2 separate regions of the Homo sapiens genome follow, and region 2 is linked to region 1. Evidence: chromatin loops called from intact Hi-C (ENCODE). Cell type or tissue: B cell. All regions are shown on one strand. Links, peaks and the distances in the headings refer to the core of each region. The heading gives the core; the rest is flanking DNA. Region 1 overlaps MELK (maternal embryonic leucine zipper kinase). Region 2 overlaps PAX5 (paired box 5).

Region 1 (16,243 bases), core at 5,314-13,313:
GATGAAGAAAGTAAAGCACAGCAAGGCTAAATAGCTTGTATAAGGTCATACAGCTAGTAAGAGGTAGATCCTGGATTTGAACCTAGCCAATTTGTTTTCAGAGCCTTTCTTAGGAAACAGGGCCAGAGAGATTGAATAACTCTTACAAGCCCATGGAGCCAGTAAGAGGCGGAACTGGGATTCAAATATAATATATGACTCCAATCCATTCCTGTTCCAATGTGCCAAACACCACACTTCTCATTCACTTGTTTTCTCTGCTTCTTTCTGGATAGGATTGCTTCCATGGTGCCAGCTTATAGCAAAGCACAGGGGAATCTATTAAAAGATACTTTAAGAATTCAAAATAGGTTGATAAAAAGGGGTGATAAAAAGGCAAAGAGGAATTTGGAATCAGTATGGTAGAGCTCTCTTTATTTAGTACTTTGGTCTGAGTATTTATTTTTACATTTGGTTTCTGTGGAGTACTCCTACTTTTAGTTAAGAGTACTTTTCAGAATTGAAAGGCATAATGTCTCCTATTATGATAGTTTCAGAATTTAAAGGCATAATGTCTTTTTTATTATGATAGATCTGGTTATGGGCCTGTTATTTGTGTGTTGGAGCAGACCAGAAAGGGCTGAAACCTGGAATCAGACTTGTCCTTGAGGTGGACAGATGCTGGTATGGGGGAGGTGATGTGAAGCAGCTAAACCCTCATAGATAGTGTATGAGTTTCCTAGGGTTGTTGTAACAAAATACTGGAGAGTGATGGGTTAAAACAACAGAAATCCATTCTTGTGCAGTTGGAGGGATACTGTTCAACCCAGTACAGATAGTGTCCAGAGAGTAAGCAGCAAACGGCTTTGCAAACAGCAGAGGGAAGACCACCCAGAGTACAGGGAATGAAGCTGATAGAGGACACTCTAGGAGCAGGCTGTGATCAGAGACTCAGGCAGCTCACGGCCTTTTGATCAGCACATAGGAAGCTCTTTGTTCCAAGCTGATCTCCACTCTCTATGGGACCCTGGCAAGAGCAAGCTGAAATATTTGAGACCGGGCAAATAAGCAGTTTGCCAAGAAAGAGAACAAGGCAAGTCCTCAGGACTGGGATCACGAAAAGCCTGGGTCTCAGGAATAAAGTAAAGCTCAGATACGAGAGTGGGGCCAAGTAGGTCAGGGCCAGTCATGCAGCAACTGTGACTCACTACTGCTGAGTCCCAGAGAGTTGGCTAGAGCATCTAAAACCCCTCCTTCCCAGGGATAGGCATGGAGCCCAGGCAGCAGTGAGCCTTCAGATTGGGGTCCAGTTGGCTGTAGATGAAGCGTGGTAGGGGAGAAATAAATTCAAGGCTTCATTGCTGTAGTTCAAAAACAAACTTTGAGCCAGCTAGGTGGCTCATGCCTGTAATTCCAGCACTTTGGGAGGCTGAGGCGGGTGGATCACCTGAGGCCAGGAGTTCAAGACCAGCCTGGCCAACATGATGAGACCCTGTCTCTACTAAAAATGCAAAAATTAGCCAGTCATGGTGGTGCATGTCTGTAATCCCAGCTACTCAGTAGGCTGAGGCAGAAGAATGGCTTGAACCCTGGAGGCAGAGGTTGCAGTGAGCGAAGATTGTGCCGTGAGACTTCATCTCAAAAAAAAAAAGAAAAAATTATGAAGGGTTACATTCATCGCAGAATTGTTTATGATATAATTAGGAATTGGTCTATGACAAACTCCAGAGGGCCTCCAAAATGAATGAAAGACAAAATGCACTGAATAAGGGTTCTAGGTTAGAAATATAAGTGCAAGTGTGGCAGGCCAGGTCTCACTAATGCAGGCCTCCATTACAACTGTCCCAGCACTGACTGAGTGGCTAGGTTATACACTAAAAGCTGATTGAGCCAGTGCCCTTATACCAAGGCTGGAATGTAACAAAGAGCCCACCAAGAGTTTTGCCTAGGCTTTTCCAGGGCCTTGAAGCATGACAAGATAACGAAGGAATTCTTCTCAGGACCCTTTTAGGATGAAACAAATTTTTTGGGGGTCTGAAGAAAGCACAAACAATTTCTTTGGAGTCTAAAGGAACTCCCCAAACCTTTATGATTTAGCAGGATACAAGATAAGGGTAATCACCCTAGCACCTAGACCCATTTAGATTAAGTAAACTTACTGAGGCTCCAGAAGGTCTTCGGGACTCAGACCTTAGTTATAGCTTAAAAGAAGTTAGTCACTTACGTTTTTAGATAAATGCACACTTACACGTAGACATATAGCTTAGAAGGTGTATAGGCTCTGGAGAACTTTGTAATTTTGAGTTGGTCTGGTGATAATTTCCAGGCCTTTTCCCTGTGGCTGGTTACAGAAATAAAAACTCTTCCTCCCCAGTTCATCTATATCTTGTTATTGGGCCTCAAGAAATAGCAGCCCAAGAGGCCGGGCATGGTGGCTCACGGCTGTAATCCCAGCACTTTGGGAGGCTGAGGCGGGCGGATCACCTGAGGTCAGTAGTTCGAGATCAGCCTGACCAACATGGTGAAACCCTATCTCTACTAAAAATACAAAAAATTAGCTGGGGGTGGTGGCAGGCACCCGTAATCCCAGCTACTCTGCAGGCTGAGGCAGGAGAATTGCTTGAACCCGGGAGGCAGAGGCTGCAGTGAGCCAAGATCACTCATTGCATTCCAGCCTGGGCAACAAGAGTGAAACTCCATCTCAAGAAGAAAAAAAAAAAAAAAAAGAAAAGAAGTAGCAGCCTGACCCTCAGTTTAGTCTGGGAACACAAAGAAGACAAGGACAAGCACAAGCGCAAACACACACACACACACACACACACACACACACACACGCCAACTGTAAATGAATGCGGCTAGAAGGATGGAGGCAGATAGGTGAGGAAGCCATTGACTTGTACCAGCATTGGGGTTCTCTGTTCTTATGAACTGTCTAGGATATAATTCTTACAGAATCAGTCCACCTTAAAGGTGAAGTGGAAAACAGACAGGTATGGATCACTCAGAGTCCTAAGATGTTATGGCAGGCTGGCTTTCAATTATGTTAAAGAAGTAATGAAAGTCCCAGAGAAGCATTGTCAAACAATGAATCTAAAAAGAAAGGGTCAAAAATCAGCCTCTCTGATGAGAGTAGATGGACTGACCTACAAGTGTTTCCTAGGAAGAACAGTAGCTTTCATTTTACAAATGACTTTTAATATTATTACATTTTTATTCCCTTTATCGAAAGCACTCAGTATTACCCAGAGAACCCATTCTCTCTCTCTCTCTTTTTTTTTTTTTTTTTGGAGACAAGAGTTTTGCTCTTGTTGCCCAGGCTGGAGTGCAATGGCGCGATCTCGGCTCACTGCAACCTCTGCCTCTCTGGTTCCAGTGATTCTCCTGCCTCAGCCTCCTGAGTAGCTGGGAATTATAAGTGCCCGCCACCACACCTGGCTAATTTTGTATTTTTAGTAGAGACGGGGTTTCTCCACATTGGTCAGGCTGGTCTCAAACTTCCGACCTCAGGTGATCCGCCCATCTCAGCCTCCCAAAGTGCTGGGATTACAGGCGTGAGCCACTGTGCCCAGCCTGAGAGCCCATTCTTATTTATCCCTTGCCAGGGCACCTTAACACTTGCCAGAGACAGAAACTGACAAAGTCTTTTTTGTTTGTTTTGTTTTTGAGACGGAGTTTCACTCTTGTTGCCCAGGCTGGAGTACTATGGCACAATCTTGGCTCACTGCAACCTCCACCTCCCGGGTTCAAGTGATTTTTCTGCCTCAGCCTCCTGAGTAGGTGGGATTACAGACATGCGCCACCACGCCTGGCTAATATTTTGTATTTAGTAGAGACGGGGTTTCACCATGTTGGTCAGGCTGGTCTCAAACTCCTGACCTCGGCCTTCCAAAGTGCTGGGATTACAGGCATGAGCCACTGTGCCTGGCTCAGAGTTTGTTTTTGAATTGTAGCAATGAAGCCTTGAATTTATTTCTCCCTACCAAGCCTCATGTATGGCCAACTGGACCCCAACCTGAAGGCTCACTGCTGCCTGGGCTCCATGCCTATCCCTGGGAAGGAGGGGTTTTAGATACTCTAGCCAGCTCTCTGGGAGTCAGCAGTAGTCAGTGACAGTTGCCTGTGACCTTTGGAAAAGGCTTTTTCTCAATTTGTTGTTAACTTTGTTAATGAATTTTTTTTTTTTGAGACGGAATCTTGCTGTATTGGCAGGCTGGAGTGCAGTGGCGTAATCTCAGCTCACTGCGACCTCCACCTCCCGGATTCAAGCAATTCTCCTGCCTCAGCCTCCCGAGTAGCTGGGACTACAGGTGCGTGCCACCACGCCCGGCTAATTTTTGTATTTTTAGTAGAGACGGGGTTTCACCATGTTGGCCAGGATGGTCTTGATCTCTTGACCTCGTGATCCACCTGCCTCAGCCTCCCAAAGTGCTGGGATTACAGGCGTGAGCCACCACATCCGGCCAATGATGTTTTGTTATACAGAAATATCAAACGTTAATTTTGTCATATATTACTCTTTATAGTTGTTGGCTTTGCTGTCATGTCTAGAAAGATTCTAAAAATAATCACTCATACTTTCTTTAAGTACTCTTATGGTTTTGTATTTTCTTTTTTTTTTTTTTTTTTGAGACGGAGTCTCGTTCTGTCGCCCAGGCTAGAGTGCTGCAGTGACACGATCTGGGCTCACCGCAACCTCCGCCTCCTGAGTTCAAGCAGTTCTCCTGCCTCAGCCTCCCTAGTAGGTGGGACTACAGGTGCCCGCCACCATGCCCAGCTAATTTTTGTATTTTTAGTAGAAACAAGGTTTCCCTGTGTCAGCCAGGATGGTCTTGAACTCCTGACCTCGTGATCCACCTGCCTTGGCCTCCCAAAGTGCTGGGATTACAGGTGTGAGCCACCACGCCCAGCCTGGTTTTGTATTTTCATTTAATCTGGGTGGAATTAATTTTGGTATGTTCTATGAATTACAGTTCAATCAATTTCTCTCAAATAATTAACCTGTTATCTTAGCATCATTAAACAATGTGATTTCTGCTGTGAGAAACTGTTGTATTGCTTCCTCTGAATTGGGAAAGAGGATGTGTGTGGTAAGTGTGTAAAGAGATATTCTATCATGTATTAGCATTTAGCCAAGTCCCTGATCTTTTCTTTGATGACTTGGTGGCCATAATTTCTGAGTATACTAGGTTGTATACATTTGCCTTCTTAGTCTCTTTTAGTCCTAAAAGAGGTATTTACCTTAGAAAGTGGCTTTCACTAGTTTTCCTCAAAGATTGTGAATTCTGTTTTGTGGATGACCTGTTTTTAACCATAGCCTATGTACTGTCACCAAATATGCTTTTCTGCTGCTTCATTTTGTCAACTGATAATTGCTCTGAAATTATAAACTAATAATTGTTTCAGCAGTATAAAAATAGACTACAGTGTATACTTACTGTCCATTTAATACTACAGATTCCAAAGCTGTATGACATTTTTGTTTTCTACTGTTATGTTCTTTGTGCTCTAGCCCTTCTCTGATATGTGGATAATTTAGAGGCAATGATAGTATTTAATATGCCCGATTTTTTCTTTAAGGCAAGAAATTGTTTTTTTTTTTTTTTTTTTGTGATGGAGTCTCGCTCTGTCACCCAGGTTGGAGTGCAGTGGCACGATCTCGGCTCACTGCAACCTCCGTCTCCTGGGTTCAAGTGATTCTCCTGCCTCAGCCTCCTGAGTAGCTGGGATTACAGGTGCCTGCCACCACGACTGACTAATTTTTGTATTTTTAGTAGAGACAGTGTTTCACCACGTTGGCCAGGCTGGTCTTGAACTCCTGATCTCAGGTGATCTGCCCGCTTTGACCTCCCAAAGTGCTGGGACTTCAGGTGTGAGCCACCACGCCCAGCCAAGAAATTGATTTTTTTTAGTTAATAATGTTTACCAAGTATTGTAGTTGGGTGAAGTCTTCAAGCTTAAAAGTAAACCTCCAGCATGTTATTACCTAAGGAATTTGTGTCAAGGCTGATTGAACCTGAATCTCTTAAATGCTTTGTTTTTGTAGAGAGGAAAATATGATGTTCCCAAGTGGCTCTCTCCCAGTAGCATTCTGCTTCTTCAACAAATGCTGCAGGTAAACTTTATTTTTAAATAATAGAAGTCTATTGTAATTGTTTGGTTCAACTTTTAAGATATCTGTGGTGCTACATCATTTCCTATTAGCTTGAAAAAAATCCCACTCATATCTACCTTGAAAATATCCTCTATTAGATCCTTTCTTAATTATGTTGTAAACCTAGTTTATTTTAGACACCTACCATATGTTATAGCTGGTATGGTTTTTCTTACTTTGCGAATTTTCTGTTTTCTCTAACTAGTTCTTGTTCCACTCTCTTTTATTCCAAAATTATTGATTGATTGATTGATTGATGGAGATAGAGTCTCACTCCTTAGAAGACCCTCAGGTTGGAGTGCAGTGGCGTGATCTTGGCTCACTGCAACCTTCGCCTTCTGGGTTCAAGTGCTTTTTCTGCTTCTGCCTTCCGAGTAGGTGGGATTACAGGTGTGAACCACCATGCCTGGCTAATTTTTGTATTTTTAGTAGAGACAGAGTTTTCCCATGTTGGCCAGGCTGGTCTCGAACTCCTGACCTCAAGGTATCTGCCTGCCTCAGCCTTCCAAAGTGCTGGGATTATAGGCGTGAGCCTCTACACCTGGCCCCAGCTCTTTTTTTTTTTTTTTTTTATTTAGATGGAGTCTCCCTCTGTTGCCCAGGCTGGAGTGCAGTGGCGTGATCTTGGCTCACTGCAACCTTTGCCTCCCAGGTTCAAGTAATTCTCCTGCCTCAGCCTCCTGAGTAGCTAGTACTACAGGCGTGTGCCACTATGCCTGGCTAGTTTTTGTATTTTTAGTAGAGACGAGGTTTCACTATGTTAGCCAGGCTGGTCTCGAACTCCTGACCTCACGTTTTCTGCCTGCCTCGACCTCTCAAAATCCAAAGTGCTGGGATTACAGGTGTGAGCCACTGGCTTTTGTTTTTTTGAGACAGAGTTTTGCTTTGTTGCTCAGGCTGGAGTGCAACGGTGCGATCTTGGCTCACCACAACCTCCGCTTCCTGGGTTCCCAGGTTCAAGTGGTTCTCGTGCCTCAGCCTCCCAAGTAGCTGGGATTACAGGCATGTGCCACCATTCCTGGCCAATTTTTGTACTTTTAGTAGAGATGGGGTTTCACCATGTTGTCCAGGCTGGTCTTGAACTTCTGACCTCAGGTGATCCACCCGCCTTGGCCTCCCAAAGTACTGGGATTACAGGTGTGAGCCACCGCACCCAGCCTGGCCTCTTTTTTTAAAAAAAAATTTTATAGACAGGGTTTTACTCTGTCGCCCAGGCTGGAGTGCAGTCATATGATCTTGGCCCACTACAGCCTTGACCCCCAGGCTCAAGTGTTAGTTCTACTTCAGCCTCCCAAGTAACTGGGACCACTGGTATACACCACCACACCTGACTAATTTTTTGTGTTCTTTCTTTAGTTTTCTTTTTTTTTTGGTTGTTTTTAAATTTTATTTATCACTTCATTCCTTATAATTACTTTCAGCAAACTGTATTTTTTGTAGAGATGGGGTTTCGCTACGTTGCCCAGGCTGGTTTCGAACTCCTGAGCTCAAGCGTTCTGCCTGTCTTGATCTCCCAAAGTGCTGGGATTACAGGTATGAGCCACGGCATCCCGCCTTTTCCCAACTCTTGCTCATTAAGTATGTTAGTAGATACTGAATAAATACTTGAATGAGTTGATGTACTATTGAATGGGCCCTGTTACCTAGTGCAGTGGTTCTCAAACTTCAGCAGATATCAAAATTACCCCGGGCTTGTTAAAATACAGATTGCTGGCCTCCAGCCCCAGAGTGTGTAATTCAATAGATCTGAGGCAGGACTGAAATTTTGCATTTCTAACAAGCTCCCAGAAGATGCTGATGCTGCAGGTCTTGGGGCCACACTTTGAGAACCACAGATTTATTGGAATGAGCCTCTGAGGGTGAAAGATAGGAGTGCTGAAGCCTAGGTAAGCACTCTACCAATTAATCAATGTATCACCTAATCTGATCTATAAAATGGGGGTTCTGAGCCTGGCCTCACTGCTATGTAGTGTTATAAGGACAAAATGAGATTGATAGGAAACACTTTGAAAATATGAGTATCTTCTTAGTGCAATTTTTTTTTCATTATGTATTCAGAATATCTTCTGGTTTTTTCATCTATTAAGTCATCTCCATCTTTTATTCAAAATTTACCTCAGGCTCACTCACCTTGATTAAGTAGGGCCAGACCACCAAATCTCCGTAATGAGATTGAAAATGCCTTACTCTTTCTTCTAGACTCCAAAATAACGTTAATCTTTGTTGATTAATTTTTCTCTCCTTACATTTGAAAATTACAAATGGAAAGGTGTGCTTTTCAACTTGTTCTGTGTGATTGTAAGCTCATTGGAGGTAGAGATTGCATATTCAGTATGAATGCCCTGCATTGTGGCTGCTTGAATGTTTAATTGGTGAATATTTCCCGTGAATAGGTTTTCCAGCAAAAGACTATTACATCATACAATAGATTGAACTTCACGAATAATGTCCATACCAATGAAGTTCATGTTTGTTAAACATTTATCTTCTAAGCCTGTGTTGGTTGCTATAGTTTTCTTGCCTCTGTTGCCTTTTTAAAAGAATTTCTTCCAAGGCCATTTTAAAGTCTTTGACAGCATTTTTGTGATGATAAAGTTTACATCTGTTCTGATGCATTTTTAGTTTTCAGGAGGAAAGGTGTTCTATGTTCTCTATTTGAAATGTTAATCTCTAGCTACTTTTTAATGGCCACTAGGTGGACCCAAAGAAACGGATTTCTATGAAAAATCTATTGAACCATCCCTGGATCATGCAAGATTACAACTATCCTGTTGAGTGGCAAAGCAAGAATCCTGTAAGTAAAATGAAATCCAGTAGAATTTTTTTTTGACTTTGTGTGGTCTTTGGGTGAATTCAGAACCTACAATGATGTGGTCTAAATATACAAGAAAATATATTAATCAGATTGGTGTTTGGGAGACTTGTAACCTAATGGACAGTGGTTCCTTAACCCCATCTGCAAATGAGAATTACCTGGGACCTTAAAAAGAAATGCCTGCTCCCCATCCCAGAACACTTAATGGGAGTTTTTAAAAGCTCCCAGGTGTTTCTCATGTGCAGTCAGTCACAGTGCTCTGGGAATCTTGGACAAGTTACTTAACTTTGCAGAACCTATTTATTCATCTGTAAAAAGTAGGTTAAACCAGTTCTACTTCCCAGAGAAGTTATGAGGGTACAGTAGTTCTCAAACTTTTTAGTTTGAGGATCCCTTTATACTCTTAATATTTATTTATTCATTAAAAACTAATATGATAAAACTATTGCATATTAACACAAATATTTTTATGAAGAATAACCATTTACAAAATAAATTTAGCAAAAAGAATGACATTGTTTTACAACTTTGCAAATTTCTTTAAAGTCTGGCTTAATAGAAGACACCTGTATAGCCACCTGCTTCTGTGTTCAGTCTGTTTTGATAGGTTGTTTTGATTGAAGCCAAGGAATAAAATGCAGCCTCACACAGATATGCAATAGGAAAAGGAAGAAAAATTCTAATAGCCATTCAGACAGTTTCTGATAGCCCATTAAAACTTGACAAATGGTAGTTTCTTAAAGGGTAATTGCATGTGGAATCTGAAGCCATATCAATGAAATTTTGTACTGTATTCCATAAAATCCATTGTTCTGTCCATTGGATCTTTTCCTCACATAACATGATGCATTGGTTATTTGGAAAACACTGGTTTGCTGAGTTATGCAAATCTTCCAAACGTTAACACATTTCGTTATACAACATTAAATCACATTCCTTAAAATCACTACTGATCTCAGTAGAAAAGTCTTTAACTATTGGAAAGCACTCAAGATCATGGTGGCAAATAAAAGTTTTCTAAATTCTAATTTTTGCTTAAAAGCTAAAATTCTATCATTGACAACAAATATGTCATTCTCCTTGAACTGACAAATTCCCTTGGTTCATTTTTGAGAAAATGTCTGCTGAACATTTAAGTCTAAATAACTATAGTTAGTCCGTGTTCTTTCTCATCAAAATGGTGTTCTTTGAAAAAAATGGCTAATTAGGCCAGGCACGGTGGCTCACACCTGTAATCCCAGCACTTTGGGAGGCTGAGGCAGGCGTATTACTTGAGGTCAGGAGTTCCAGACCAGCCTGGCCAACATGGTAAAACCCCATCTTTACTAAAAATGCAAAAAATTAGCTGGCATGGTAGTGCCTATAATCCCAGGTTCTCAGGAGGCTGAGGCAGAAGAATTGCTTGAACTCGGGAGGCAGAGGTTGCAGTGAGCTAAGAGCGCCACCGCACTCCAGCCTTGGGTGACAGAGCGAGACTCTGTTTCAAAAAGAAAAGAGGCTGGGTGCAGTGGCTCACATCTGTAATCCCAGCACTTTGGGATCCCAGGCGGGTAGATTATGAGGTCAGGAGTTCGAGACCAGCCTGACCAATATGGTGAAACTCTGTCTCTACTAAAAATACAAAAATTAGCTGGGCGTGGTGGCACACACCTGTAATCCCAGCTACTCAGGAGGCTGAGGCAGGAGAATAGCTTGAACCCGGGAGGAGAGTGAGACTCCATCTCAAAAGAAAAAGAAAAAGAAAAAAATGGCTAATTGAGCTCATAATTCAGTCATACAGGTGCTTTTCCTCGAGACAGCTATCAAACTTTGGTATTGTAGAAGTACATTATGCTACTTCCTATTTAGTCACACAGAGTATTAAAAACGTACTCAGAAATGTAATAAAATTAATATATTTTACTGGTTTATCAAGGAAATTCTTAATTGAAACTGGCTTCTTTTCGAACTATGGGTATATGACAAAGAATACAATATTTTAGTACAGTTTGGTGCCACTGCATTGATTCATACTAAGGTGCCAGCAATTTATTTATTTAATTTTAATTTTTTTTTTTTTGAGTGGGAATCTCGCTATTATCGCCCAGACGGGAGTGCAATGGCACGATCTTGGCTGACTACAACCTCCGCCTCCCAGTTTCAAGCAATTCTCCTGCCTCAGCCACCCGATTAGTTGGGATTACAGCCGCCTGCTACAACGTTTGGCTAATTTTTGTATTTTTAGTAGAGATGGGATTTCACCATGTTGGCCAGGCTGGTCTTGAACTCCTGACCTCAGGTGGTCCGCCTGCCTTGGCCTCCCAAAATGCTGAGATTACAGGCATGAGCCACTGCACCTAGCTGCCAGCAATTTTATCACTGCATTTGTACCATCCATACAAATGTCAACACTTTGAAAAATGAAAAATAATATTATTATAAAAATAGTTTGACCTTGGAGACTCTCAGGCATCTGCAGACCGTGCTTTGAGAACTGGTCTAATATGCGTATATGTAAAAAAACATAAACAACACCAAGTGTTATTTAAGTTTAAACAATTTAAAAAATACTATTTCTACATTGTTTTTAAAAAATGCTTTTTTTTTTTTTTTTGAGATGGAGTCTCGCTCTGATGCCCAGGCTGGAGTGCAATGGCGCAGTCTCAGCTCACCACAACCTCCGCCTCCTGGGTTCAAGTGATTCTCTTGCCTCAGACTCCCGAGTAGCTGGGACTACAGGCATGTGCCACCATGCCTGGCTAATTTTTATATTTTTAGTAGAGACGGGGTTTCACTGTGTTGGCCAGGCTGGTCTTGAACTCCTGACCTGCCTGCCCTGGCCTCTCAAAGTGCTGGGATTACAGGCGTGAGCCACTGTGCCTGGCCTTAAAAATGCTTTTTTTCAAACAAATGGCCACTTGGTAAAAATGTGGATATTACTATAGGACTTGGATATTTTGTGTATTAGTTATTGCTGCATTAAAAACTACCCTGAAATTTAGTGGCTTAAAACAATAATTTGGCTGGGCACGGTGGCTCACGCCTGTAATCCTAGCACTTTGGGAGGCCGAGGCAGGTGGATCACCTGAGGTTGGGAGTTTGAGACCAGCCTGACCAACATGGAGAAACCCGTTTCTAGTAAAAATACAAAATCAGCTGGGCGTGGTGGTGCATGCCTGTAATCCCAACTACTCGGGAGGCTGAGGCAGGAGAATCACTTGAACCTGGGAGGCGGAGGTTGCAGTGAGCCAAGATTGCGCCATTGCACTCCAGCCTGGGCAACATGAGCGAAACTCCGCCTCAAAAAATAAATTAATTAAAAAAAAACAGTAATAATTTACAGTTCTGTGGACCAGATATTTGGGCTGGGTTCAGCTGGGCTGTTCTTATGTAGGCCTTACCTGGGGTCGTGGCTACAGTCATCTTGTAACTGGGCTGAATGGTCCAAGCCTCACTAGAAAGACTGGCTGTTTCCTGGGCCACATGTGTCCATCAGGCTAACCTGGACTTTTTTATGTAGCAACTGGATTTCTTTCTTTCTTTCTTTCTTTCTTTCTTTCTTTCTTTCTTTCTTTCTTTCTTTCTGTCTGTCTTTCTTTCTTTCTGTCTTTCTTTCTTTCTGTCTTTCTTGTCTTTCTTGTCTTTCTTGTCTTTCTTACCGAGTCTCACTCTGTCACCCAGGCTGGAGCAGTGGCACGATCTCTGCTCACTGCAAGCTCTGCCTCCCGGGTTCATGCCATTCCCCTCCCTCGGCCTCCCGAGTAGCTGGGACTACAGGTGCCTGCCACCACCCGGCTAATTTTTTGTGTTTTTGGTAGAGACGGGGTTTCACCATGGTAGCCAGGATGGTCTCGATCTCCTGACCTTGTTATCCGCCTGCCTCGGCCTCCCAAAGTGCTGGGATTACAGGCATGAGCCACTGCACCCGGCCAGCAACTAGATTTCAAAAGAAGAAAGAGGATAAGCCCTAGTGCTCTAGCATTTTTCAAGCTTCTGCTTGCATTGTACTTACTAATGTTCCACTGGCCAAAGCAAGCCATGTGACAAAGCCCAGAGCCACTATGGAAGGTGTATCTTTCAAGGTTGTACAATTCTTATTCCCTATTTATAGATAAGGGAACGGAAAAATGAAAAGCAACTATTTAAGATATAAATGTAGTGAGAAGAGTGGCATTGCTTTACATCTTTGCCAATTTCTTTGAAGTCTGTCTTATTAGAAGACAACTCATGTGCTTCTGCATTCAGCCTGTTTTGATAACATCGTTTTGATTGAAACAAATGAAGAAAATACAGCCTCACACAGATATGTAATTAGAAAAAATAGAAGTATTTTAATAGTGTTTCCAGATAATTGGGGATATTCTCTGATATGTCACCAAAACTTTTGCAGTGGACTAGGACATGTGCATGAATCAACACAACAGCTTAGAGGTGTGTCTCAGATATGCCACAGCATAGAATTGGTAGAGCTGTGGGGTATTTGCTTTCTGGAATAATCACACCAATGTAAATATCCTTCCCAGTAGCCAGCTCGTCTTGGAAAGATAGACTATACTTGCTCCAAGCCCTTTCTCACTGTTCTGCCCACTATTAATGGGCCATGTGGCCTGAGCTGAAATCACTCCTGATTCTCCTATGACTGTCAACTCCTAAAACTTCTGTTATCTAAATTCCCCCAGCCCTACATGACATCTTTAATATCTATTGAGCAAATATAACATAATTCTAACAGCAACCACACCAAGATCCTAAGAAAAGCAGAATGTGCAAGTGTCTGAGCAGTGTAGCAGCAGAACCAGGGAAGCTGTGATGTGCCCCTTGTGAGGTGGAGAGAGTGGGTGGTGCAAATGCCTGTGTTCAGCCATTGGGGGTCATCATTTCTCCATGTGCGGAGGGCTTTGCACATCTTCTCAGCCATGATCCTAATAGGATAGAATACATTACTGTTTGTGTTAGATGCCAAAATGAAGAAAGTCTCTGCTTTCTACAACCCCAAGAGTTTTTTTTTATTTGGGACACAGTATAAAGTAAAATATATAAAGTTATGAGTGTTCCAAAAGAGTATACAGTTTCCCTTACATCTTTTTTTTGTTTGTTTTTTTGAAATGGAGTTTCGTTCTTGTTGCCCAGGCTGGAGTGCAGTGGTGTGATCTCGGCTCACCGCAGCCTCTTCCTCCTGGGTTCAAGCGATTTTCCTGCCTTAGCCTTCCGAGTAGCTGGGATTACAGGCATGCGCCACCACGCCCAGCTAATTTTGTATTTTTAGTAGAGACGGGGTTTATCCATGTTGGTCAGGCTGGTCTTTAACTCCCGACCTCAGGTGATCGGCCGACCTCAGCCTCCCAAAGTTCTGGTGTTACAGATGTGAGCCACCATGCCCAGCCTCCCTTACATCTTAATTTAATAATTGCTACTATTTACTGAGCACGTAGAGTAGAATAGTGTACTATTTTAGTAAGGGCTCTCTGTATATTATACTGTGGTAAAATATAGGTAGAACTGTTAGGATAGTACCTTTAAGAGTCAGGCACTATCCTATGGGCTTTATGTTGTGTTAACTCCTTTAATCCATTTAATCTGTACGCCAATCCTCCGAAGAAGGTACTATTATTGCCCCTTTTTGCAGATGAGGCAACTGAGACACAGAATCATTAAGTAACTTGCCCATGGTCAAACAACGAGTAAGTGTAGAACCAGGATTTAAACGCACACCGAAGGGTTCTGGAATGGAATGGATCTGATAGGCTAGCTGATTCAAGCTCAGGGCCCACGTCCTGTGTATTTGCAGCCTTTGTGGCGAGCATTGCTTATCTGGTGTCTGTTGAAGTAGCTACTGGAGCAGAGTGATGGAGAGGTGGCATTGTGTTATGGTAGGAAAACCTGGGGCTAGGAATGAAAAATGCCAGTCTTAGGCAGATCACAGTAACTTTTCTGAGTCTTCATTTTATCACCTCTAATATGGGTATTCTAATGTCAATCTGTGTATGTTTGGGTCATGTTTTGCCATTTATAGAGTAACTTTACATGTTGTATCATTAATCTCTTTTGCCTGCCTTGCAGAGCTGTTACAGGATCAAATGAATTATATACAGGAGAGGCATAATGAATTGTTGTTGCTTTTTAAAGGATTTGCTTTTCTCTTTCAGTGTTGTGTTTCATCAAGAGTGAACTATTAAAAAAAATTCAGATTTCCTTGAATATTTAAGGTATAGATGCTGTCTGTTCTGTAACTCTACGCATGATCGCCTCCTACCATTTTCATACATAGTTCTGGTACCCAAGTATTGCATCAAATAGAAATTATAGTCAGTTTCATTTTCTGCCCTGGCGAACAGGAAATGTAGTAGGCACAGATAATCCAAAATAATTGGCTAGCTTTTGGTATGCAGTTTTGTACTTAATTTGAGTATGTGTGGCTGAGGATTCAGAGCGCTTTAAGTATTGATCCTCTTTGGAAGACACAGCTTGAGATTAATCATGTTTTTTAGACCCTTGGTATCTTTTCTACCACACTCATTTCATTGTTTCCAGTTCAGGAGCCCAGCAGAGATAGTAGAACCTCCTTCTTCCATCTCCTGCCTTTCTCACACATATGCCTTGTGGTAAAGGTACAGGCAGGAGGCTGCGGGAGAGAGGGGTTCTTTTACAGTTAAAAAAATATTTTTTTTTTACACTTAAGATGATGGAGGGAACCTCAAAAATTTATTTTCTTGCTTGAGCAGTGTTGACATCAACAAGAGGATACCAGGTATTAAGGTGTCTAGGCTTCTGAGGTTGAGACCATCTTGAGGGGAAATCTACAGTTCTAGGAGCGGTCATAGTCAAAGCAGCACAATGAAAACTTATTCTTAGCACTTTGGACTTTAACAGTACCACTAGTATAAACCTTTGTGGTCTCTACTTTGTAACCCATGAGGTTGTGCTTATACCAGTCAATAATGCAAGGCTCTCTCAGTCTGTTTGAGCTGCTGTGACAAAATACCATAAATTGAGTGGCTTAGAGAGAACAGAAATTTATTTCTTGCAGTTCTGGAGGTTGGGAAGTTCAAGATCAAGGCATCATAGAGCTAGAGTTCTGGAGAGTAAAAATAAAGAAAAAAAAGATCAAGGCACCAGCAGATTTGGTGTTTGATGAGGGCCCACTTTCTGGTTCATAGAATGGCTCTTTCTTGCTGTGTCCTCACGTGGTGGAACGGGAGAAAGGGGAAAGGCCTCTGGAGCCTCTTTTCTTTCTTTTCTTTTCTGTTTCTTTTTCTTTTTTAAAGAGATAGGGTCTCATTCTTTTACCTGGGCTGGAGTGCAGTGGCTTGATCATACCT
Region 2 (16,243 bases), core at 4,613-12,612, 220 kb after region 1:
CCAGGGTGTGATGAGCATTGTGGGGCATGGTGGGACCCGAACATGGTTCACTCAGGCCAGGTGCTCATGGAGCAGTAATACCTGCCTCTGGCACTTCCCTGGGCTCTGGGTGCCCGTCCCAGGAGAGCCTCTTTACTACTGGCCAGGTCACTAGGAGGAGAGTTCACAATTCTGTCCCTTACCACCTTGCTGCCTTGGTCTTGTAGCTGGCAGGGCCTGCCTGTCTTCCCCCATGGCTATAGGGGATCCCAAAGAGTAGGCTTCAGCCTGGACTCATCGCCAGGTGCCCAGTACCCGGCAGACTGTATTCAGTAGAGGCCCTGGAACAGGGCATGGAAAGCTGGCTGCTGCTGGGTACAGAGCATGGGAGCCCTTCCCTACTGGAGGTGACAGGAGTTACATAGCCCCATGAGCCCACTCGTGGCCCAAGCCTGCCTCCACGATCCCCTACAAGGATGCTTACAAAGGGCCGAAGGGTGAGAGATTCCAGAACGGGCCAGCCAGAACCCGGGACCAAGAGCCTGCTCTCTCTCCTACAACCCAAGCCTAGAGGTGGGCCCCTGGGGATCTGCCAGGTGGGGCAGGAATAATGAGGCAGGACTGAGGGGCCAGCCACTCCCACCTCCTAGGTCTAGCTGGCTTCCCCCGCACCTCACAACCACAGGCAGAGCGTGTCCACACACACACACACACACACACACACACACATGCTCGCGCTCCTCCTCGGGCCTCTCTGGGGGCCACTCCCAGCCTGACAGGCTGAGCCTTCCAATTCTCTGTTTTTTATGCCTCAGTGGTCAGGGTGTCAGGTTCTGGCATGCAGAGGGAGAGCCCGATGACAGTGGGCTGCAGCCGCCCGGCTCCGGCATATCCATCAGCACCACGGAGCCTCCTCCTCCTCAGGTGGGGGAGTAGAGACACAGCGCAGCCTGGAGAACAGGGACAGCGCCCTCCCCTCGGGACTCTGAGCACCCGTGGACCTGCCCTATCAGAGGCACTTCTTGACAATGCCGAGCCCAGGGCATTGGGCTACTGTGGCAGAGGCCACCTCTGCATCTTTGTTTAGCGTCGCCTCTGCTGCCTGGCCCAGCTTCAAGGCCACTTCTTCCAGGAAGCCTCCCAGATCTCCAGCCCCACAAAGTGCAAGTCTCAGGTCCATCTGGCTGGAGTTAGTTCATTGTGGACATATTATCCATCCCCAGATTGGCTTTGGCTCCTGCAAAGGGCCATAAACAGCTCCCAATTCCTTCATAGGATGTGCCTAAGTCAGTGTCACCCACCATCCTCTACCCTGTCCCCACCTTTCTAGCCTTACAGTGGTGAATGTAGAGGTCCTTGGCTACCTTTTCCTCTGGGAAGCCCCTCTCCCACCCCTCCTCTTCCGATCCCAGTCTCCCGTGTGGTTCTGCAGCACTGGCTTTGCCCTGACCTGCAGGGGAATCCGTTGTACGTGGGCATGCTTGGCCCTGCAGGTCCGTTGGATTCCTCTCTGCACCTGTGTGCCACCCTCACCCCAGCTTGGTGCCCAGTCCACAGCAGACAATGAGTGTCTGAACAATTCCTGGTTGCTCACCAGCTCTCTGTAGCATGGGGAAGCCTTCCCTGATCACTGTGTTTAAAAGGGAAGTTCCTTCCACCCCATCTCTCTTTCCTGCTTTTTTTTCTCCATAGAGCTGATCACAATCCAACCTGTCTTGTTTATCCTGCTTATCTTATTATAATCTGCCTCTTCCACTAGGATGTAAGCTCCATGGGGGCAGGGAGTTTTGTCTGTTCACGTGTTGATCCCAACCTCTAGCACAGGGCCTGGCCTCTAGTAGGCAGGAATAATTATTTGTTGAATGAATGAATGAACGAATGAGACTCCTAGGTCAACCAGGCACACGCTTCCAGAGCAGACTCTCTAACTCAGGCGACAGCTCTCACGGCCTCCGTTATTAGCACCCACAGCCAGGGGTGTGTTGGACACCTGCTATGTGCCAGGATCCAAACCAATTTCTCCTATTCCATTGCCCACCACACCATCCTGCCCCTTGGTGGGAGAAATGAGCCTACCAGGGACTGGCTTGCCTGGTGTGCTAAGAGTGGTAGTGTGGTGGGCACCCCCAACATGGGGCCCCTGCCCTATGAGAGCAATACGCTCTGGGTAAGGGGCGTTTGACCATGTACGGGTCGTGAGGCTGACCTAGAGGCTGGTTCAGCCACCTGCTGGGGACTCTGGGATGGTGTCTGATTATCTGAAGTGCCACACAAGAAGCTGTCTGAGTGTAGGGAGCCCTCACCCCATGAGATCCGGAGAAGCTAGGTCCTTAGTCAACAGTCCAGAGAAGGCCTGGGAACACTTTCTGGGAGTGGAAGCGACCACGTGAACCAGGACTTGAAGGGTGGGTAGGACTTTGATGGCAGAGAGAGGCGGGCATTCCAGGCACAAGCAAAGGCCCGGCAGTGGGGCTGGGCAGAACGTGGCCCCTGCATGGCCAGGTCTTCCGTGAGGCCCCGCAGAGGCAGCTGCAGGGCAGAGCAGGCGTGGGGCAAGAGTGTAATGCTTTTCTCTCATTAGGGCTGGGATCAGCCAAGGCTTCAGACTGGTGAGTGCCAGAATCTGGAGGACAGGCTGGAGGAGGACAGCTTGCAGTCAGGGGGCCCCTCCAGGTGGCTGTGGCCACAGTCTAAGCAAGAGGGACTGGACCTGGGAGATGACACAGCAGTGGCATCCTTAGGCACAAAATGATGTTCCTCATGTGCAGGAAGGACATTCTTGGGGAAGGAAATGAAAGCCCCTGCTTCTGTCTTTTGTTGCGGCCTCCGGAGGTGCAGCCAACAGGCCCAAGACAAAGTTCCCACAATGAACCCCTTTCAGATGACCGTGCCCAGCACAAGGGACACCACGGGCCCTTCGCCTCCTTCTAACTGACCCACACTTTTGGCATCTCTCAAAAATACTAACCCCTGGAATTGGGAAACTTTTCTTTACGTATTCATAGAAAAGCTGCTGTGAGTTCTGGTAGGTGCCAGCTTACATCGGAGTGGCTGTCCCTCAGTGGGCAGTGAGACCCGCCTCTGGGAGACACACAGCACATGGCCATTCTCAGAGGTGGTTCCTGGCGCTCTCTGGAGTTGGTCACATGGAAACCCCTAAGAACTCTTTCAACAACAAAACACGTGCCTCCAACTTCTCCATCGGCATTCCCCCAGGAGCAAGCAGTCCCGGGGAGAAAACAGGACTGGACCCAAAGCCTCATGGGACTGGGCCTGCAGTTGGCACTGTAAACTGGGCCCCAAAATGGTGCTGTGGGGGCAGAAGGCAGGTGGGCATGTGGTGGACACAGGCATTCCTGCGGCGGGGCTGAAAGCACGCTCTGCCATCAGGCCATCTGCTCACTGGTTTTGTGGCCTTGGGCAAGCGATTGAACCTTCCAGGCAGAGCCTCCTCATCTTGAATATGGGCAAAATAAAAGCACCTACATCATAGGATTGGCAAGAAGTAAGTGAAAGAATGTTACTGGAAGAACAAAACTACCTTTTCCCCAGGCCAAGGGGACTGGGGATGTTGGGTGGAGATGGAAGAAGAAAGAGCCTCCTCTGAAAACTAACTGAGGCCCTAAACGTAATTTGATAGCTTTCGGTGGGGCTGGGGGTAGAAGAACATTGAAGAAGTGGGGTGCCCAAGTTCCCATTTTCAGTTGTCTGTTGGGTGTTTAATCTACCTCTGCCATTTCTGCTCACTCACACTCAAATGCCTTGGATGGCCGGGTTGGTGTTTTCTCCCCACATGGAAATCAGAGGAAGGAGCCAGCGGGATTGAGATGAAAGAAAGTGGCTGAAGAATGTCCCGAGAAGCCTGAGCCTGAGGTGAGCATGGGAAAGTGAGCCTCCACCTGGAAATGGGGCAGAAATCTTAAGGAGAACATAGGATTTTCCCACTAGGTGGCAAATGAGGGTTTGAATCAATTTTACCTTGATTTCAAAGTGCCAGGTGATGCTGGCCAGCTGTTGGGATTATTGGAATCAGAGAAAGGCATGGTGGGGCCAGAGGAGGCAACTGCATGAGCAAAGGCAGGGAGGAGGGGCAGGCAGATGGCCCACGATGGGATTCCAGGGCATCCGGGCTGATCCCCCTTCTCTGATCCCCCTTCTCTAGCTGCTGTTGACAGAATTAAGAACAGAGGGCTGGTCCCCTTCTAGGCCATGCTCCAGGCCACACCCAAGGTGTGCTCTGCTCTCTGCTGTTGCCCAGAGCTGCCCACATTGGAGGAGAAGACAGAAAATGGCCTTTGAAGTCACACAGACCCAAGCTCCAGGCCGGCTCTTCCTCTTCCAAGCTGTGTGGCTTTGGGTACATGCATTCACCTGTTGAGTCTCAGTTTCTTCATCTATAAAATGGAGGGAAGGAAAATCCCTACTTGTTAAGCTTATGGAGAAGATCAAATGACTTCACGTTTGCAGATGCTCTTTGCAAACCCCTGTGTGGTGGGGACTAGGTACCTTCTCTCATTGAGAGAGAACAAACTCAGAAATTCTGCCCCCACCCAAGCCCTCTGATCCCAGCTCCTCCCCCTGCCCCTTCACCCTTTGATCCTGGGCAGGTGGGAAGAGGAAACCCAGTGACAGAAAGAAATACAGAGCTGTGGAAGTGACAGAACCGGAAGGGATTGGTGAGATCCACATACTCAACATGCCCTTGTGTCGCAGATTGGGAAACTGAGTCTCAGAAAGGAGAAGGGACTTGGCAGAGGCCCAGCACATGCAGTCCCTCAGAGGCCAGGTAGACAGGAGGGGAGGGCTGCGTGGGAACTGTCTGGAAGGTAGCCTTCGGAGGAAAAAAATGACGGCGAGACTAGAAACAGAACGCTGGCAGTCAAGGAGCAGCTCCGAGGCCATGGCACCTCACCCTCACAATAACCCTGGTGAGGAGGACGCGGAGCAGAGGAGCCCGGGCTGGGGCAGAAGGAACGTGGCTTCCCACTGGGCATCTCAAGGCTGACAGTCCCTCCCGGCATTCTGCCTAACCCCGAGCAATGCACTTCTTCCTCCCTTCACGCAACAAATTCATCTTATGTTGAAACTTACCAACCTGTGCCATCACTCATAGTCACAGATGATCAGGCCTGGGATGAACTTTAGAGATACGTTCCCTCAACCTTTCCATCCCCAGGGTCTTCTAGCCAGTCAGGAACAGAGCAGGGCCTGGGACCCTGGCCTATATTCCCAGACCCCAGGGATCCCACCATCCCAAGGAACACCTCGTTGAGCTGGGCCAGCAGAGGAAAGGGAAATCTTCTCATCACATCCTTCTTCACCCCTGATGTATTTGAAACTTTTCAAGCATACAGCAAAGTTGAAAGAATGTTATAGTGAACACCTATGTAGCCACCTCCTAATTCTACCATCAATGTTTTCTTATGCTTGCTTGTCATATCGATCTTCATCCCTCTAGCCTTTCTTTCACCTTAATGTGTATTTCATTTCCAAGTAAATGCAAACATCAGTACACTTTCCCCTAAGTACTTCAGCATGCATACAATTAACTGAAGTTCATTACTTGTTTACTAGTTTTTTCTTTGGATACAAAATTTACACATAATGAAACACACAAATCTTAAATGTGCTATTGCTGTGTTTTGACAAATGCATAGATCTGTGTGACCCAAACCCCTACCAAGATATATTAATAGAACATTGTCAACAGCACAGAGAGAAAATTCTCTCATACTGAAGAAGGGGGCCTATTGACCAACCGAGAACCCAGCTATCTGGGGATGTAACTGAGTCATCCCTCCATGAACATAGAGCTCTGAGGTTAGCACTGACAGCCCCAAACCCCAATGGGTGAAAGAGCCCCTGACCTGCAAATTCAAAGTTTCTCCAAAGCCATTACACAGAACAAAGCTAGAGGAATGTATGCTGTTTCCTCAAAGACACAGAGAGAAAGCAGAGCCTTAAGAAATTTCAGACAAATGGTGGGTTTCCCCCAAACAGTACTGTCTTCCAATATAGAAGACGTGACTGTAAAAACCAATGCACTAACTAGAGAACACTGATTAAAATAAAAAGTTTAAAAAGGGGTTATGATAAGATGCACTTAATGCAGCTGTCCTGGAGATCCCAGAGGCAGAAACATCACCAGATTCAGAGGTGTTTTCAGCTTCCCCTTCGCTCAAAGCTCAGAGATGGCAAGAAAGTCAAAGTTTCCTAAAATTCTCAGAAGTGACAGGTAAACGGGCTCAGTATAGCTCTTAATTAACCCAAAACGACACCTGCCAGATGACGGGGATTTGCAGAGCGCACTGGGGGCCGACCCCGTCTGCAGATGGTGGGCTCCCACCTCTGCTCCAGACCTTGGCCGGCTGCAATTAACATATGGAAAGTCTTTCAAAGTGACTTCGCAGCCAAGTTCTGTTTCTGAAGGATTCAAACTGGGCTTAGAGAAAATCTTTGCAGAGGAGGAGGAGGAAGAAACGATTTGAAAAGGACCATGAGGTTTCTTCAGCTCCTCTCCATGGCTTTGCAGAACTGCATGAAATGCCTGGTGGCTCAGGGATCGGCGGCTACCCGGGATGTTGCGGGACCAAACTGTTGACGACCAGAGTGAGCGCAGGCACGGCATCACACGTAGCCACAGCCAGGCTTTCATAATACACATGTATAGACACTCCCGATATACACGTACACATGCATATAATGTATCTGTGTATGTATACGTAATAATATGTATAATATTTATAATATACAGATGTATGTATGTTGGATGTGTACACACACACATACACACACACTGGATTCTGGAGCTGTGTCAAAGCCTCTTAGAGTGACCTTGGACAAGTCATTTCTCACCAAGTCTCAGTTTTCTCATCTGTAAAAGTGGTGTGTTTGGAAGAAATTGAAATAAGTGACCTCCAAGGGCTTTCAGCTCTCAGAAGCTGTCTTCACTGCACCCACGCCAAGCCTCTCCCCCTCGCAGGCCAAGGCTTCTCACCGTTCCTCTCTCCACAGCAAGACCTTCCTGGGCTCCCAACAGGGAGATGAAAACCTGAGCTCAGTAAAGGTCAGCCTGTCGGCCCCGACAGCCGTGCATCGATCCATTGCTGGGAAAAACCTCTCTCCCACCAGCTCAGGCCAGCCACGAGGGCCTTCAGAAAAACAGAGGGAAGAGAAAAACCGAGAGAGAGGGTGAGCATGAGGGGCAGAATGCACAATGTGTCTCACTTCTGTTTCTCCCGAGAGCCGCGGACCCCACAGCTGGACGGCAGGCCTGGGTGAGCCCCAGGGAGCCTGGCGTGGAGGCCAGGACTCTGCCACCTGCCAGCTGTGCGGTGGCCAAGTGGCCTTTCTGGGCCTCAGTGTGATCCTCTGTAAAGAAGAGGCTGTTGTGTCCCCTTCCTGTTGTCTACAACTACAAAAACCCAAATCCAAGGATCCTCTAGGGAATTCAGTGGAAACAAACTCCACTGCGGCATCACGGTGCCTCTGCCACAGGGCACAGGTCCGACTCCACCAGCTGGCCATCCATCACAGGCAAGAGCTGGGGGCCTCGAGACACATGGGGCCAGGAGGAAACAATTGATCGGCTCCTGGTGTTTGAAAGGGGCAAGTATCAGTAGCCACAGGACTTCCATCTATCTAGATCTGTTGTACTTGCCTCCAAGGCTGACCTTTCTTTCTGTAACCTGCCTGGCCCCTGCAGGCATTTCCATTTGAGATCCCTGGCTATGCCATGGCACATTTTGAACAACACTGGTCCAAGTTTAATCCATTCTGCTGCTGTGGTCCTATTCCAAAATTCTGTCCTGTCCTGCCCTCATCTAAGCAAACAATGGGCATGTACAAATGACCCCCCTGAAGCCTCACTAGGGTGCAAGATAACACCTGATTTGTGTGCATGCGTGAGGTGGGGAGGGGGGTACTGCAGTGCCCTGTGCTGGGAGTGCCCACAGGTAGCACTTTGTGAAGATCAACACCCCAGACGCCGCCTGGTGGCGGTCAAGGCCCTTCAGGGGCTGGTTCCCATGGAGCTTCTCAGCCACACCTCCCACTGCCCACATCCTCCACTCCACCCCTACCCGCCACAAGCCATATTCCAGGCCAACCACACCACCAGTTGTTCTGCACACCTACTCCACGGGGCCGTTTCCATCTCTCATGCTGTTTCCTTCATCCCAAACACCACCTTCCTTCCCTTCCTCATGTCCAATTCTCCTATTTGTCAAGACCCAGCTCAAATACCACCTCCTCCAGGAAGGCTTTCTGGATTAATCATCCCAGCTGAGAGCAGTCCCCCACTGGTCCCTGAGTCCCCAGCCCTGGGTCTATCACTGCCCATGTCCCAGGGCACACAGATTCAGGGCTGTCTGTGACCCTGTCTTGTTTCCCCTGCTGTTGGGTCTGGCTTCTCCTCAATGGCAGGAACCAAGGCTGACCATCTGTGACTGACAGGTCCCTGCAGCCCCACCCCCAGCACAGGGCTTGCCCACAATACCAATGCAGACTGAGTGAGCACTAAGTGTGCCCAGCAGATGTTCCTTGAGCCAGCCCCTTTCAGAGTCAGAACAGAAAAGGTCGTGAAATCCATGCTGGAAAGAATTAGTGAAACACCAGTCCCGATCTTTGCTAGAAACATGGAGACAGCAAGGCAGAGAAAGGGAATAAAACACACAAAGAGAAGTGGGCTGTGTTTACTGCAGAAACCACCGTGCAGGTCCCATGAGTGAAAAGGGACACTGGTGCTCTCCTGAGCGGCTTAGCTCCCACCTGCAGGCCTCAGTAGGCCTCCCCTGCCACATAATGACAGCACTCAGTTCGGCTCACTTCAAAAGAGTGCAAAAGTACAAGCTAAAATAAAGAGACACAAATTTTCGTCTTTCTTTTTTCCTCTTTTTTTTTTTAGGCGGAGTCTCGCCCTGTCGCCCAGGCTGGAGTGCAGTGGTGCAATCTCGGCTCACTGCAAGCTCTGCCTCCCAGGTTCACGCCATTCTCCTGCCTCAGCCTCCTCAGCAGCTGGGACTACGGGTTCACGCCTCCACACCTGGCTAATTTTTTGTATTTTTAGCAGAGATGGGGTTTCACCATGTTAGCCAGGATGGTCTTGATCTCCTGACCTTGAAAATACACAAATTTTCTAAAGGGAGAAGCAAAAAAAGAGCAGTACCAGACTGAAGCCGGATTACAAAGATAGGAAGGCTCTAGGTTTTGTCCTTAGCACCTTTTCTCTGCATCCATTTGGCCACTGGCAGATGCTTGGCCTGGAAACCCGAAGAGTCTCTTTGAACGTCTAGAATGTTGCCAGAAGCCCCCATCCCAGGGCCTAACCCACTTGGCCCCAGGTTCTGCAGAGTTGAGTAGGAATAACATTGAACTACATTCCCAGGAAAATCCAACTCATGTATTCATGATAAGTGTCAAATAAACTCACTAGGTTCTCGTGTGTCTAGCCTCAACTGGGTTTGTTCAGGCAGTCATACACACTTCCCATGGGTCTACCTGGAGCAACTTCAGAGTTGGAATGAATGATTTAAAAGGTAGGGCATGGTAGAAAGTAACATCTCTCCCCAAGTTTCTAAAGTTCTTCACTGTCCTCCTATACTAAATTTGGGGAAAACTTATCTTAAGCTTTGACTTGGGGACTATGTTTCACTTTTAGACTCCTATACTGGTGATGCTGTGTATTTTGGTAACTCCATTTAATTCAGCATCCACTGTGGTCCTACTCCATTCAGAGCTCAGAGCTAGGCCCCCAGTAAGGCATACTCAGTGAAATGCGCCTAGGCTTCAATCCTCAGGGAACTGCCTGCATTAAAGGGGATTCTTAGACCCAAAACTAGACATTCGGGTGCCAGCAAAAGGCAAGATGGATTCAGAAGCAGAGTAGAAATGGAACTTCATACTAGCTAGGGTATCCAGGAAAGCTTCCTGTAAGAAGTGGCTGCAATGTGGGCTTGAGGACATTCAAATGTTGTCATTTAGTGGGTACCGAAATCTGTCCCATCACCTGCCAGCCCAGGCTGCATTGTTGAGTCAAAGTGTACTGCCTCTGTCCCCAGGGAAGGGAGTCCTCACTTTCTTTCAAGAAAGAGGCCAGTAAGCAGGACGCACACGGTGCTGACATGGAATGGGCCACAAAGACACGACTGTCCTTGCTTTCAACTCCCCAACAAGGCAGCTGAGAATGTAGGATACTGGCCGATAAACCCAAGGCTCCTGACAGCTCTGAACCACGTCATGGTTTTTGTAAATAATTGTAGAAAGGGGAGCGCTGATTTTCTGCACAGGCATTGAGGGCAGGAGTGGCTGCCACTCCATGTTGGTAACTGGGAGGTGGTGGAAAGCCCCTGGGTGTGCAGCCAGTCAGTCCTGGCCAAAGCCCAGCAGCCACTTAGCTGGGCAGCCTCGAAGAAGTCTCCTGAATCTCTGAGTCTGAGTTCCTAATTTGCAGTATGGTAATTACAACACTCAGAGGACTAAATATTGATGCATTTCAAAGTCCTTTGTGAATTGAAAAGTATTATACAAATGTGAGGAGCTATTTGATACTTAGCTCAATCCTTGGCACACAGCACATGCTTTGTGTGTCTATTGCAAAAACAGATACATTGGGACTTTTTTTTGAGCAAAATTATATTTCAGGATGTTTTTCTCATATTTCAACAAATGCCTAAAATTCTTGATTGTAAGGAAAGCCTCAAACTAGGAGTCCAAGTCCCTGATCTTCCGTCTCTACCCATCCCTTCCAGGTTCACTTAGCCTCAGTTTCCCCAAATGGACAATGGCAGGGTGGGAAACAGACAAGATTGGTTTCCAGTCTTTCTGCCACTAAGGAATAGTTTTCCTCCCCCCAGTTTCTGCCCAAATGACTCTTTGCTTGTTAAAATTATGAATCCAATCCCATACCTTTTAAAAATGTTCTATGAGGCTTTTTCTGTGTTTGGGCAAATAGATAATTTCCACAAGACTGACTGGAAAGCTAAAACCAGCCCCCAGCCTCTATTACTGGCTCCCAGCCTCCAAAAATGGCCCAGCCCCCTCCAGCTTGGAGACCCTCAAACCTCCTGGCACATTCCCAAGGCCTTCAGGAACTCCTTCGCTCAGCCCAAAGCTGACTTACTTTCCTGCGGCCCAGACCTTGGCCTGTCCCTCAGAGCAGCCAGGGGTCCTCCTTGGAAGAAATCACCTCCCCTGGCTCTGCTGGGCTCAGCGCTGAGGCCTGAATGTCCCGCCGCTGACTAATGAGACGGAGGGTGAAGGTGTCATACCTTGCTGGGAAGTCGCAGTGCTAGTCCCGACCTGCGCTGCCTGCCATCAAATTTTAATGCTTCTGCTGACATATTTATGGAATGCCTCACCAAGTGTCTGCGAGGAGACCAGACAAGATTTACCTCCACAATTACTACCAGGACGCTCGGGGTTCACTGTGTGCTGAGAACTCAGCAGCACAGAGGCCCCGATTTCCCCTGCACCCCGAGGAGCGCGCTCAATTCTGCACACCCTTCCTGCCCCCGGCAAGCCAGGCCTGGGGCTGGAAGAGGCGGAGATGAATCAGACACGGTCCCTGCCCACGGAGAGCCCACAGTCTGCGGGAGGGGCAGGCGCGCACATAAATTACTTGCAACCCTGGGAGGCTGGGGCCAGTGTGTTTGTACAGGTATGAAAGCCGGGCCGGGCTGAAGTAGGGAAGGGAGAGTTATTTCTCCTAACAGAGTCAGGGTCAAGGAAGAAGCCAAAGACCCAGGCTGGACCACCCAGCTGCTTCGGCTCTCCTGGTCACTCCTCTGGCTGAAAAAGCTCCCAGGGCCTCTCCCTCCCTCCCCCTGCCAGCCTCAGGGTCTCAGTGGCCCCTCTCCTTCAGCGTCTGCACCCGACATTCATTCCTTTGGGGTTCTCTCTCCCAAGGCTGACTGAGAGTGGGATGTGCCCCCTCCTCCCTCCCCGGCTCCTCACCCTTCCTCACTGTGTCCGCAAATTCCTGTAAGTTTTACTGCTCTCCTACAGCAAAGCTGCCCTGAGGGGAGGTGGAGGCGGGCAGGAATAATGCAGTGACCCAGGCCAGTGGCTGTCAAGCCTTGCTGCACATTAAGAATCATCTGGGGCTGGGTGTAGTGGTTCACACCTGTAATCCCAGCACTTTGGGAGGCCGAGGTAGGTGGATCACGAGGTCAGGAGATCGAGACCATCCTGGCTAACACGGTGAAACCCCACCTCTACTAAAAATACAAAAAAATTAGCCAGGCATGGTGGTGGGCACCTGTAGTCCCAGCTACTCAGGAGGCTGAGGCAGGAGAATGGTGTGAACCCGGGAGGTGGAGCTTGCAGTTAGCTGAGATCACGCCACTGCACTCAAGCCTGGGTGACAGAGTGAGGCTCTGTCTCAAAAAAAAAAAAATCATCTGGGGGCCGGGCATAGTGGCTCACACCTGTAATTCCAGCATTCTGGGAGGCTGAGGCGGGTAGATCACGAGGTCAGGAGTTCGAGACCAGCCTGACCAACATGGTGAAATCCTATCTCTACTAAAAATAGAAAAATTAGCCGGGCGTGGTGGCACATGCCTGTAATCCCAGCTACTCAGGAGGCTGAGGGAGGAGAATCACTTGAACCCAGGAGGCAGAAGTTGCAGTGAGCCAAGATTGCACCACTGCACTCCAGCCTGGGTGACAGAGCAAGACTGTCTCAAAAAAGAAAAAAAAATCATCTGGGAAGCTTTAAAAATCCAGATGACCAGGCCATATCTCATACTAGTTCACAGGGAGCTCGGAGTAAGCGGGGGGAGGCAGATGGTAATATTTGTCGAAACTTCCAAGGTGACGCCAATGTACAGCAAGTTTGAGAGACAGGGGGCAGGGACTCGGTACTCAGTGTGCAGCATGTTAGAGGACAAGCCTCCTGCACCCACCCTCAACTCTATGAAGCAGAATCTGCTCTCTGAGATGATCCCTGATGATTTGGGTGCAATAAAGCTTGAGAAGCACTGATCCTTGTTAAAGAGTTTCGCTAGCGTCCTCAGAGGCATGCTGGTGTCCAGTTCCCACGGCCTCTGAAATGGGGCCCCTAAGGAGACTGGCTTCTAAGCAGGCAGCCACCATAAGCTAACCACTGAGAAGGGCTGGCTTCTATGGGAGACTCCAGGCAGGCCACAAGGCAGCCGCCACCATGACTCAGTGAGCTTGACAGGGCCATTCCATGGAGGGAGCTGAATTAGGATGACCCTCACAGCTCCCAAGGCTGGACCAGAAGGCAGGAGCCCCATGCAGTCCTGTGCTGATGAAGACCCATTTTTTTCTAGGAGATTTACACTTTCATATGTATCCCCTGTGACCAGCCCACACACCTGGCTGAGAGATGGCTCTGCAGGGAGGGAGTCAGCAGGAGGGGAGGGGAGGGAAGAGGAGGGGAGGAAAGATATCTTGGGAGGCCAAGGAAAGATAAGTGAAGAAACCACCTAAGAGGGCAAATGCAGGGCTCAGTGGGAGGGGCCCAGAGATGTCCTGAGGAGCCCTGGTGGCATCTGCCTTGACACCAGGTCCACTGCAGACAGTCGCAATTTCATCCATCCATTCATCTATCAGATATTGAGTGAGGGCCTACTAGGTACCAGGCCCACTGCAGACAGTCGCAATTTCATCCATCCATTCATCTATCAGATACTGATTGAGGGCCTACTAGGTACCAGGTCCTGAGGATATAGCCCTGAACAAAGCAGATAACAGTCCCTGCCCTCATGGAGCTTATATTCCAGTGGTACAAACAAAACAGTAAACCAGACAAGTAAAAACAAAGCGTCCGGCATGCTAGATAATGATGGGTGCTAAAGAGAAAACATGAAGCAGGAGACAGAATAAGAAATATTGGGAGGAGGTGGAATTTTAGATGGAGTGACCGGGGATGACTCCACTGAAAAGGTGACTTTTGAAGAAAGAATGAAGGTAGCAAGAGTTTGCCATATGAATATCTGTGGGAAGGGCCCTCTAAGCAGAAGGAACAGCAAGTGCAAAGGCCCTGGGGCAGGAGTGTGGGAGGTGTGTGGCTAGGACAGCCAGGAGGCCTATGTGGCTGGAGAGAAGCCAGGGTGGGGAGAGGGGAGAGAAGGCCAGGGAGGGAAGTGGGGAGTGGGAGATAGGTCAGGACTTTGGCCTCTACTCTGAGTGTGCACAGGAGGGACGTGTCCTGACTCCAATTTTCACAGGCTCACTGCAGCCACGTTGTTGTGAATAGACTAAAGGGTCATGACTGGCAATGGGGAGACCAGGAAAGAGGCTGTTGCAAGGATTTACTGTAAGACTGACCTTCCCACTGAGTGGACACCTCTGGCCCTTTCTATCCTAATGCCACAAGACTGGGAAGGGCCAGGCCATGTGGCTATGCAAGCAGAGGGTCAGCTGGCCAAAGCCAAGGGCACTCACGGAGCGGGGCCAGGTGTGTGGAGGCAGCTGGTAGAGGGAAAGCATGCTGAATTCTAGTCCTGGCTCTGCATGATCTTGGGCCTCTCTACCTCTCGCTAAGCCTGTCACAAAAGCCATAAAAATGGGTCCCTACGGGGTTGTGGTGAGGATTCTAAGAGAAGATGGGTGTGGAAGCTCTGGGTAAACTGAGGAGGGGTGTGGGTGCGGAGTCCTGTCTGGCCACACACCAGGAATGCAGGAGGACGATGCATCCCGATTCTCCACAAGGGGGAGCCTGGTCAATTCTCCCGCCCGCAGCAATGAACTTCGCAGGCAGCAGTCCGGCCTTCCTATTTCAGAAGTCCCCAGCACCGCGTTCTGGGGTGGGAATAGATGCGCCCCTGAGAGGTCCTCATGCTGCTTCAGATCCTGTGGTTGGCAGATCATGTTCTCTCCAAAAGATGTTCCACACAGCCCAACAGCAGCGATTTGAGAGGCTGGCACGTGGATCCATCATGCTATGACCCCCAATAAACAAACCAAAAAGAAGATGGAAAGGAAAAGCAACATAGGAAAGAGAAGCCACCCCTGGCTGGGGGCGTTTGGTCTGAAGCAGGTAGGTGGGCGGCTTTGGGTTCAGCCCTGCCCAGGTTTGCGTGCCTGTTTCCCGTCTTGGCCCACAGGTTCTTTAAGGTGGCTCCTTACATGTTCACTGGGCATCTGCCCTGTGCCAGTCTGTATGCTGGGAGCAGGTGGTCCTCCAATGCGGCAGAAACTCAGGCTCATGAGCTCCCACCTACTCTCAGGGTCTCTTTCGCCTCTCCATTTATCTGAAGGTTAAAAAGGCCCAATAAGATGCCCTTAAAACAGACCAAGGGGGCAGGCAGGGCAGGCACGCAGGGAAGGGCAGGTTGTTCATTGCACCAGAGTCACCGGCTGACTGGACAAGTGGGGACTGAGGTCCAGCCTGCTCTACAGCCACCAAACCCTAAGTCCTGGCGTGGGGCTTCATCTGCTCAAGAGAAGGAAGGAACAAGGTGCTGAGAAACAGCCTGGGGACAGCCCAGGGGAAACTTTAAGACAAACCCTATTGCATGATCTCTCCCTCCTGCGGTAGCTGCTTCACACTGCTGTCACAGATCAGGAGAAAAACGTAAGGATAAGTCCAATGGATCTTCAAAGACAGACCCGCCTGGGTTCTTTTTTTCAATCTGTATTTATTTTATTCTTTTATTTTTTAGAAACAGGGTCTCACTCTGTCGCCCAGGCTGGAGTGCAGTGGCACCAGCATAGCTCACTGCAGCCTCAAACTCCTGGTCTCACACGAGCCTCCCGCCTCGGCCTCCCCGAGTGCTGGGATTACAGGTGTGAGCCACTGTGCCTGGCCTCAACTTACATTTATTTAGTGTCAGTGATGTGCCGGGTACTATGAGGGGCACAAATCATCTGTCAGGTGATGTCATCATGCCTTTCACCAATGCAGAAGCCGAGGCCCAGCACAGTTCAGGAACATGCTCTAGGGCACATTGCCAGGCAGAGGCAGGCTCCAGCTCTCAGGCCCCTGTGTTTTCTCTTGTTAAAAGGGCTCTAGAACCAGTGAGCCTACTAGGCTCTATCTTGGTACTATCACTTGGGCAAGTTACTCTGTGCAAGCCGATGCCTCCACTTCCTACTCTGTGAAATGGGATAACATCAACAGCAGCCTAATGGGAGCATTGCAAAAAACACGCAGGTCGGGGAATGAAAGGCAATTAGTGCAGGACTGGCATATAGAAGTGCACAGTAGGGGCCGGGCGCAGTGGCTCACGCCTCCAATCCCAGTACTTTGGGAGGCTAAGGTGGGCGGATCAGGAGGTCAGGAGCTCAAGACCAGCCT

The links. Hi-C counts contacts between places; a loop is a spot of excess contacts. Peaks named below come from ENCODE experiments on the same cell type or tissue, not always from the same donor. Only the 100,000 strongest peaks of a DNase experiment are listed, where the experiment ranks them.
Region 2: it touches region 1 in a loop (8-fold over the local background); 11 of 110 quality-filtered maps call a loop at or near these places.

The regions. Positions count from the first base shown.
Region 1 is chr9:36,624,277-36,640,519 of GRCh38, forward strand. MELK (maternal embryonic leucine zipper kinase) reads left to right here. Exons shown (of 18, transcript NM_014791.4): 9 at 6,023-6,091; 10 at 8,826-8,924. Among named protein-coding and RNA genes, the nearest start is that of MELK, 60 kb to the left of the region's middle. In B cell, for the core only: CTCF peaks have their summits at 8,787 (motif pointing right) and 8,986; a DNase peak (open chromatin) is centred at 8,835.
Region 2 is chr9:36,847,675-36,863,917 of GRCh38, forward strand. All of the region lies in intron 8 of PAX5 (paired box 5), which reads right to left. Among named protein-coding and RNA genes, the nearest start is that of MIR4540, 8.5 kb to the right of the region's middle. RefSeq lists enhancers at 344-1,183, 3,688-4,887. In B cell, for the core only: a CTCF peak has its summit at 7,968; a DNase peak (open chromatin) is centred at 7,957; H3K27ac peaks cover 3,073 bases.